Regions from separate parts of the Mus musculus genome. Here region 2 is linked to region 1. The links are chromatin loops, found by intact Hi-C in ENCODE. Cell type or tissue: heart. All regions are shown on one strand. Each heading gives the region's core, and the rest is flanking DNA. Links, peaks and the distances in the headings are about the cores only. Region 1 overlaps Itpr1 (inositol 1,4,5-trisphosphate receptor 1). Region 2 overlaps Itpr1 (inositol 1,4,5-trisphosphate receptor 1).

Region 1 (2,905 bases), core at 297-2,796:
CTCATAAGAGAGCATGTTTGCAAATTTACATATGGGTGAACTTCAGTACAGTCCAGGTACCATGAAGTACTCAATACCTGTCGCTGTAGCAGAAATCATCATTATCCATGTGAAAATGCACCAGAATAGAGAATATGTGCAAAGGACAAAGACACACTCACTCCACCCAAGGAATGGTCATCCTAGTGCAGGATGACTTTGGGTGGCCGCACTATGGAGACAGGTGATTGGTCGGTTTCATGTTGTTCCCTCAGCATCAGGCAGCCTTGTTCCTGACACATCTTGAGTGCGGCTTTGAATCTTCTCAAGTTGGCTTGCTATTTTCTCATCAGCAGACAGAAATACATGAACCAGATAGGAGTGAATGGAGAATTCATCTGCCCAAACACCTGCCAGAGCAGGCAAGCAGGCACGCAGGCAAGCAGGCACACAGGCACGCACACACAATCGTGCAGGTGGGTCACTCCAGTGTGCCCCCCCCCTGGCTTGGGTGGGTGGGTAATACATCCTGACAGCATGGAGCTCAGGGTAATTGTGGTATTGAACACGTGCAGTCTTCCCTTCTACATCTCTCTCCCTCTACCCTAGCAAGCTGCCAGATGTCACTCCTTTGCCAGACAGTGAACTGCTGGGGATTTGGGAAAAGAGGGAAGTCATTTTGGACAGGCAGAGCTGGAAGAGAGAAATGTAGGCATGCTTTAAAAAAAGAGGGGTGACCGGGGGTAGGGGGTGTGGGGGGTAGGCTTCACCAACAAGTTCTAGAAAACGAAAGTGACTTCAAAGCTTGCCCAATCCTCACCACCATGGAGAGGCAGGCCATGAAAGATGGGAGGGAAAAACCGGTCTCAGGGTAGCTAGGCAGCCGCCTCAAACCATTACCAAATTCAACTTCCCTTTTTAAAAATAAATAAAAGTTTTTTAGAGAAATGTTCCTGTCTGAGCCAGGAGCAAGGACTACTCCATTAACTCCACCCTCATCTTCAGCTCCACCTTTCATCCAGAAACATCTAACTTGCATTCAACACACTACAAACTTCCTTTTTAGGCTAAAGCACAAACTAACCATGGCCTGAAAGATAAACCACACCTTCTTGTCACTCTTGTGTTCAGTCTAATTATTTTTAAAGTGCTGCTGCTCGGCTTGCCCAGGTCGGGAGGCTAGATCCCACCAGGAAGAGGAGCAGGAAGGGGAGGGGCAGCCGCCTGAGTGGGAACCACTAAGATGACTGTTTCTTTATGACACCGGAAGCCGTACTTCAGAAGATAACTGAGGACATGGATCTGACTGAAATCAATGTCATCTATCCTGTGGTAGATAAAGCCCTCCAAGAAGCAGAGCCAGAGAGAATAACGAGGGGAAAGGCAATCTAGGCAGCAGGATCCTGGGAAATGAGAAGGACCAGCCCACTTGGGGCTCGGAAGAAAGGAAAAACAAACAAACAAACAACAGAAACCAAACAAACAAACAACAACAGAAACCAAACAAACAAAACACCGGAACACTCTGGAGTCCCTGGTTTCAAAAGGAAGTTTATTCTTAACTATACACCTATTGTTAAACATCTCATTAGCCTGAGGTCCAAACATCACCTGCCCTGGAACCAGTGAGAATCCATTAGGATCCCCATTAGAACCAGGAACCCCAAGCTTCCAGCAAGCTCTAGTTCTCCTCAGGAGATGGTGGAGGGCAATAGTGCTTGAAACAGTGAAAAGGCCCTTTCCAGGAATAACGAACTCCACAGCTGACCATATAAGGCAAATGAAAGCAAAAGGCCAGGGAGGCTCTTCCTCGGAGCAGCCGGATAAGGGACAGGGACACACACCCCAACTCGAGCCTGGACTGTCTGGATTGTGGACAGGAAGAGAAAATGCTAAGAGCTACAAAAGCGAAAACACGGAGGGAGCCAAAGGAGAAGCCGGGGTGCGCTGTTTCCAGCCGGGGAACAGGCTTGGCCTGGGAACCTTCAGACACTGTGCGCTGCTGTGCACAGACCCTGTGAAACTGTGCAAACGGGCAGAGTCTGGCACTAGAATTCAAAAGTAACTGCTTTTTTTCAAATCCCCAAGTACAGACTCATAGTCTACAGCTTCTATAGGACCTCGGTGTTACATATGAACCTACACAATCAATTTCCATCTTTCAAATAAAAACATTTACAAGGCTGATTTCATCTAAGTGTTTATTTCACTGTTTTTTTCTTTTTTCTTCCAAACTAAGTCCAAAGTTCATGTTTTAGGAACTCTCCTTATAGAAGAAACAACTCGGTTCTTTAAACTATATTTTCCTCCTCCCTTATGCCAAGAGTCCTTTATATGCTGAGAAAATTTACAATAAATAGCAGAGGGGATGATTGCTATTGTTATAATAAAGGTTGGCTGTGGGGGAGGAAAACAAAACTCTCTAATACAGGGTTCAAGCTTAGATTCTGCCACTGTCTCCTGTGGGTTTTTAGAAATGTCACCAAGCCAGAGTGTGGGCATATGACAAGAGAAGACAGAAGCACCCAGACAGATGGGAAGAGAGCACATTCCATAGATTTTTCCAGAAAAACCTAGCCCTGCTTTTCCTCTCCTTGAGCCATGTAGATTTCTAAAAGCAAAGCGGCTCACTGGAAACTGTAACAAACCATTAACAAACCATCAGTCGGGAAGAGAGGTTTGTAAAGGGTTAAGTGCTCAGAAAACAGTCTGTCACCTAGTTAACAGTGTCTGCCTTCCAGGACCAGAGTCCGGCCTATCCACTTCCTTTCTGTGCAATGCCCTCTCTCACTCATTCTCCGGCATTAGTTATGTTTCGGGAGTCTGGAAAGAATCTTGCCAACCTCAGCAGTGTAGGAAGATGCTCAAGGCTATCTGCATCTTGACCCTGACCGAAGGCAGAAGCAGCAAGATATACAGGCTGGTG
Region 2 (2,905 bases), core at 279-2,778, 74 kb after region 1:
GACTAAAGCTCTCCTCCCAGGCCGTATCCTTCTAAAGGGCATTTGGCTCCGATGAAGGCCAAGCCAGACAGCAGCAGCATGATATTGTCCTTCAAATCTACATCCTCTTCTGGGTATCTTACTGAAAGTTTCTCTCACTGTAAAGCAGCAGATACAACCCAGGGTTCTGTAGTAGCAGAGTGTGACATAACCTGTAAGGCCTGGGACATGACAGCAATGGCAAGACATGACAGAATGAGTGAACCTGCAACCTGACAATCACAACAGGTTCCTGGACTTCAGTTGACACTAAGAATCTACAGCAGTCCTATTTGTCCCATCCAGGTTCCAGCCTGACCCCACCCGGCTTAGCTTCTGAGATCAGAGCAGATGAGAAACTCTCTGAGTAGCTTGGAGCTTGAACGCTTCAGCCCCACCATTAAGCTGAATAGCTAACGCCTGTCAAGGACTATCGTGTCCACCTCTGTGCTGAGAATAAGATTGTCTCAGAATCCTCCAGACATGTGGCACGGCGTGACATAGGTCCACCCCTCTTTTGTTGTTGGGGAAACTGAAGAACAGAAAGGTTCACATGTTCATCATAGATAATTAGTCAGACAGGAGGCACAGAGATCTACTGAGTTCTTACATGGGCTTCTTCATCAACAGTAATCCCTGGGAAAATGGAAAATGTCCACTGTTCTTATTCTCTGGGTGGCAGTGGAGAACTGTTCACTTTTAATGTTTTTTTTTAATTTATTCTTCTCTCATACAATACATCCTGCCACACCCTCTCCTCCCTCCACATTTTTTTTCTTTATGGACAATTCTAATTCATTTTTTTCCTACTGCTGAATTCCTCATTTTCCTACCTTAGTCAAATATAACACTTTTGTTAAGTCAGAAGAAAGGGTACGCGTCTTCTTTCTTGCCCATATGCTTATTAAGTAGACAAGATAATTGAACAAGTAACCTTTTGCCATAGTTTATATTTCCCCTGAAAACAGAGGCCAGTACACCCACCACAGTTAATGATCCTCAACTGGGCCATCTGCCAAAGGTCCCAACTTTAAAAAAAAAAAAATTAAGGATCATTAGGGCAGATTCATCCCCAGGGGCATCAGACAGTGATTTGTTTCTTGGATAAGTTGAGTAAGTGAACCACTTCCAGGTCTGGTTGGAAACACCTGGGTCTCCCGCTGCTCTGCCTTTAATGGCACACAGGGATAGGAGAGGGCCAGGAGGAGAGACTCTGAAACAATTATCAGTTGTGTACTGAAAGGGAAAACCGGGGCTAGCAGAGTCAAAACAACAGGCGTTTGGGGCTGGAGGGACTAGGTAGGAAGTAGGCCTGGCAGCAATCATCAGGAAGACTTCCTGTTGTTAGAGAGCTGGGTGGGAGGCCACTTCTTTATCTGATTGAGGACCATTCTGCCTGTATGCCTCTACCAGCCACACGCAGGGCTCCCAGTAGTCCTCAAACACAATGACCCGGTCACTGTGAGAAAAACAGAGCAGGTACCAACCTGCCATGCTGTCCTAACTGTGTCATAACTGCAGCTCCCAACACTACAAGGACACCCAGGGCTCCATGCCAACAGCTCTACAAAACAGGCTTAGTAGTCGACTAAGTCGACCTATGACTCCATCCTGACTCTCTATGTGTAAGGTATTTTTGTATGCTAAGCCCACCAAGACTTCTCGGCTGATGTGGACCTCTGTACATATCTCTACACTGGGGATAGACTTCAGAGACATGTCATAGGGAAGGGATGAGGCCATGAATGCAAAGTGCCTGAGACACGAGCTGACATGCTTTCAGCGTTCACTGCTAGCTCTTTTCTTCAGTTAAAAGATAAAGACTAATTCTGAAAGAATCTAAGATCTCGACCTCCATGAAGGGGGGGGGGGGTTCCTCTGTAATAAAATGTCAGCTAGGCGTTGCCACAAATGACCTCCTGTAAGACCTGTGATGATCCATTTTACTTTAGGGAAAGATAATTATCCTTCCTAATTCCTCTACTGGGAAAAAGCTGAACGGTACAGAACGACTCTCAACTCCCAATCATGAGGCCCGCAGGCCTTTCTGAAGGCACAGAACTATAGACTGAATACACACAGTGGCTTGAACCACTGGCTAAGCATGTCATCATGCATGTCTCTTGTGCACTGCTGGAATCCAGCAAAAAAAAAAAAAAAAAAGTCTCCTCTGGAAGCTCACAGCTCCTGCTTAAGTACACAGCAATTACTGCTGTCCCCACAGGGAGGCAGCCACCTCCCAAAACTTTTCCTTCTCACCTGTCTTCTGAAGTTTCAAAGGCTTCTAAATCTGTGAGGGCTGCATAGCTCTCTCACAATGGCTTACCACTTTCCTTCCACTCTGACACAGTATGGTCTCCAAAGCTCAGCGTACAGGAAGACAGAAGGCTCCGGGCTCAAAGCACCAGCACTGACTCCCAGTTCTGCGAGTTACTCAGTGTAGGAATTCACAACTTCCCTAAACCCTGCTGTCCCCCGCTCTACACTATATACATCTTGAGGTTTGGGTACATGACTGTGACAAGCACCAGCAATGCCCCTGGTATAAAGCTGTGTCACCATCTCTATGACCTACAAGCGCCACCACCCATCACCACCCCCGGCTGATTGCTGCCTAAGGCACCTGTCAGAACAGGATTTTTCCAGAATAGCTGGCCAGAGTAGAGGATAGCTGCCCTGGTGCTTCTGCACACTGCGGCCACAGCAGCCAGATGGAGTTCCCACCCCCTGTGTCCGAGCTTCTCACTGCCTAAGAAATGGGTAAAGAAAAGGGGGTGTTTGGCTGCACTCCTAGGGACAGGGCAAGAACAAACACACAAACACAGAGATCTACTCTAAGAACAGAGCAGAGGGAGTGGCACTCAGTGTCCATGTTGTTCTCTGCCTC

What was found. Hi-C counts contacts between places; a loop is a spot of excess contacts. Peaks named below come from ENCODE experiments on the same cell type or tissue, not always from the same donor. Only the 100,000 strongest peaks of a DNase experiment are listed, where the experiment ranks them.
Region 2: it touches region 1 in a loop (5-fold over the local background); 2 of 42 quality-filtered maps call a loop at or near these places.

What each region holds. Positions count from the first base shown.
Region 1 is chr6:108,305,412-108,308,316 of GRCm38, reverse strand. The region is part of intron 4 of Itpr1 (inositol 1,4,5-trisphosphate receptor 1); the gene reads right to left. Among named protein-coding and RNA genes, the nearest start is that of Itpr1, 94 kb to the right of the region's middle. In heart, for the core only: no CTCF peak of the experiment used is centred there; DNase peaks (open chromatin) are centred at 1,186 and 1,826; H3K4me3 peaks cover 1,340 bases; H3K27ac peaks cover 2,141 bases.
Region 2 is chr6:108,231,822-108,234,726 of GRCm38, reverse strand. All of the region lies in intron 2 of Itpr1 (inositol 1,4,5-trisphosphate receptor 1), which reads right to left. Among named protein-coding and RNA genes, the nearest start is that of Itpr1, 20 kb to the right of the region's middle. In heart, for the core only: a CTCF peak has its summit at 2,240; a DNase peak (open chromatin) is centred at 1,336; H3K27ac peaks cover 1,458 bases.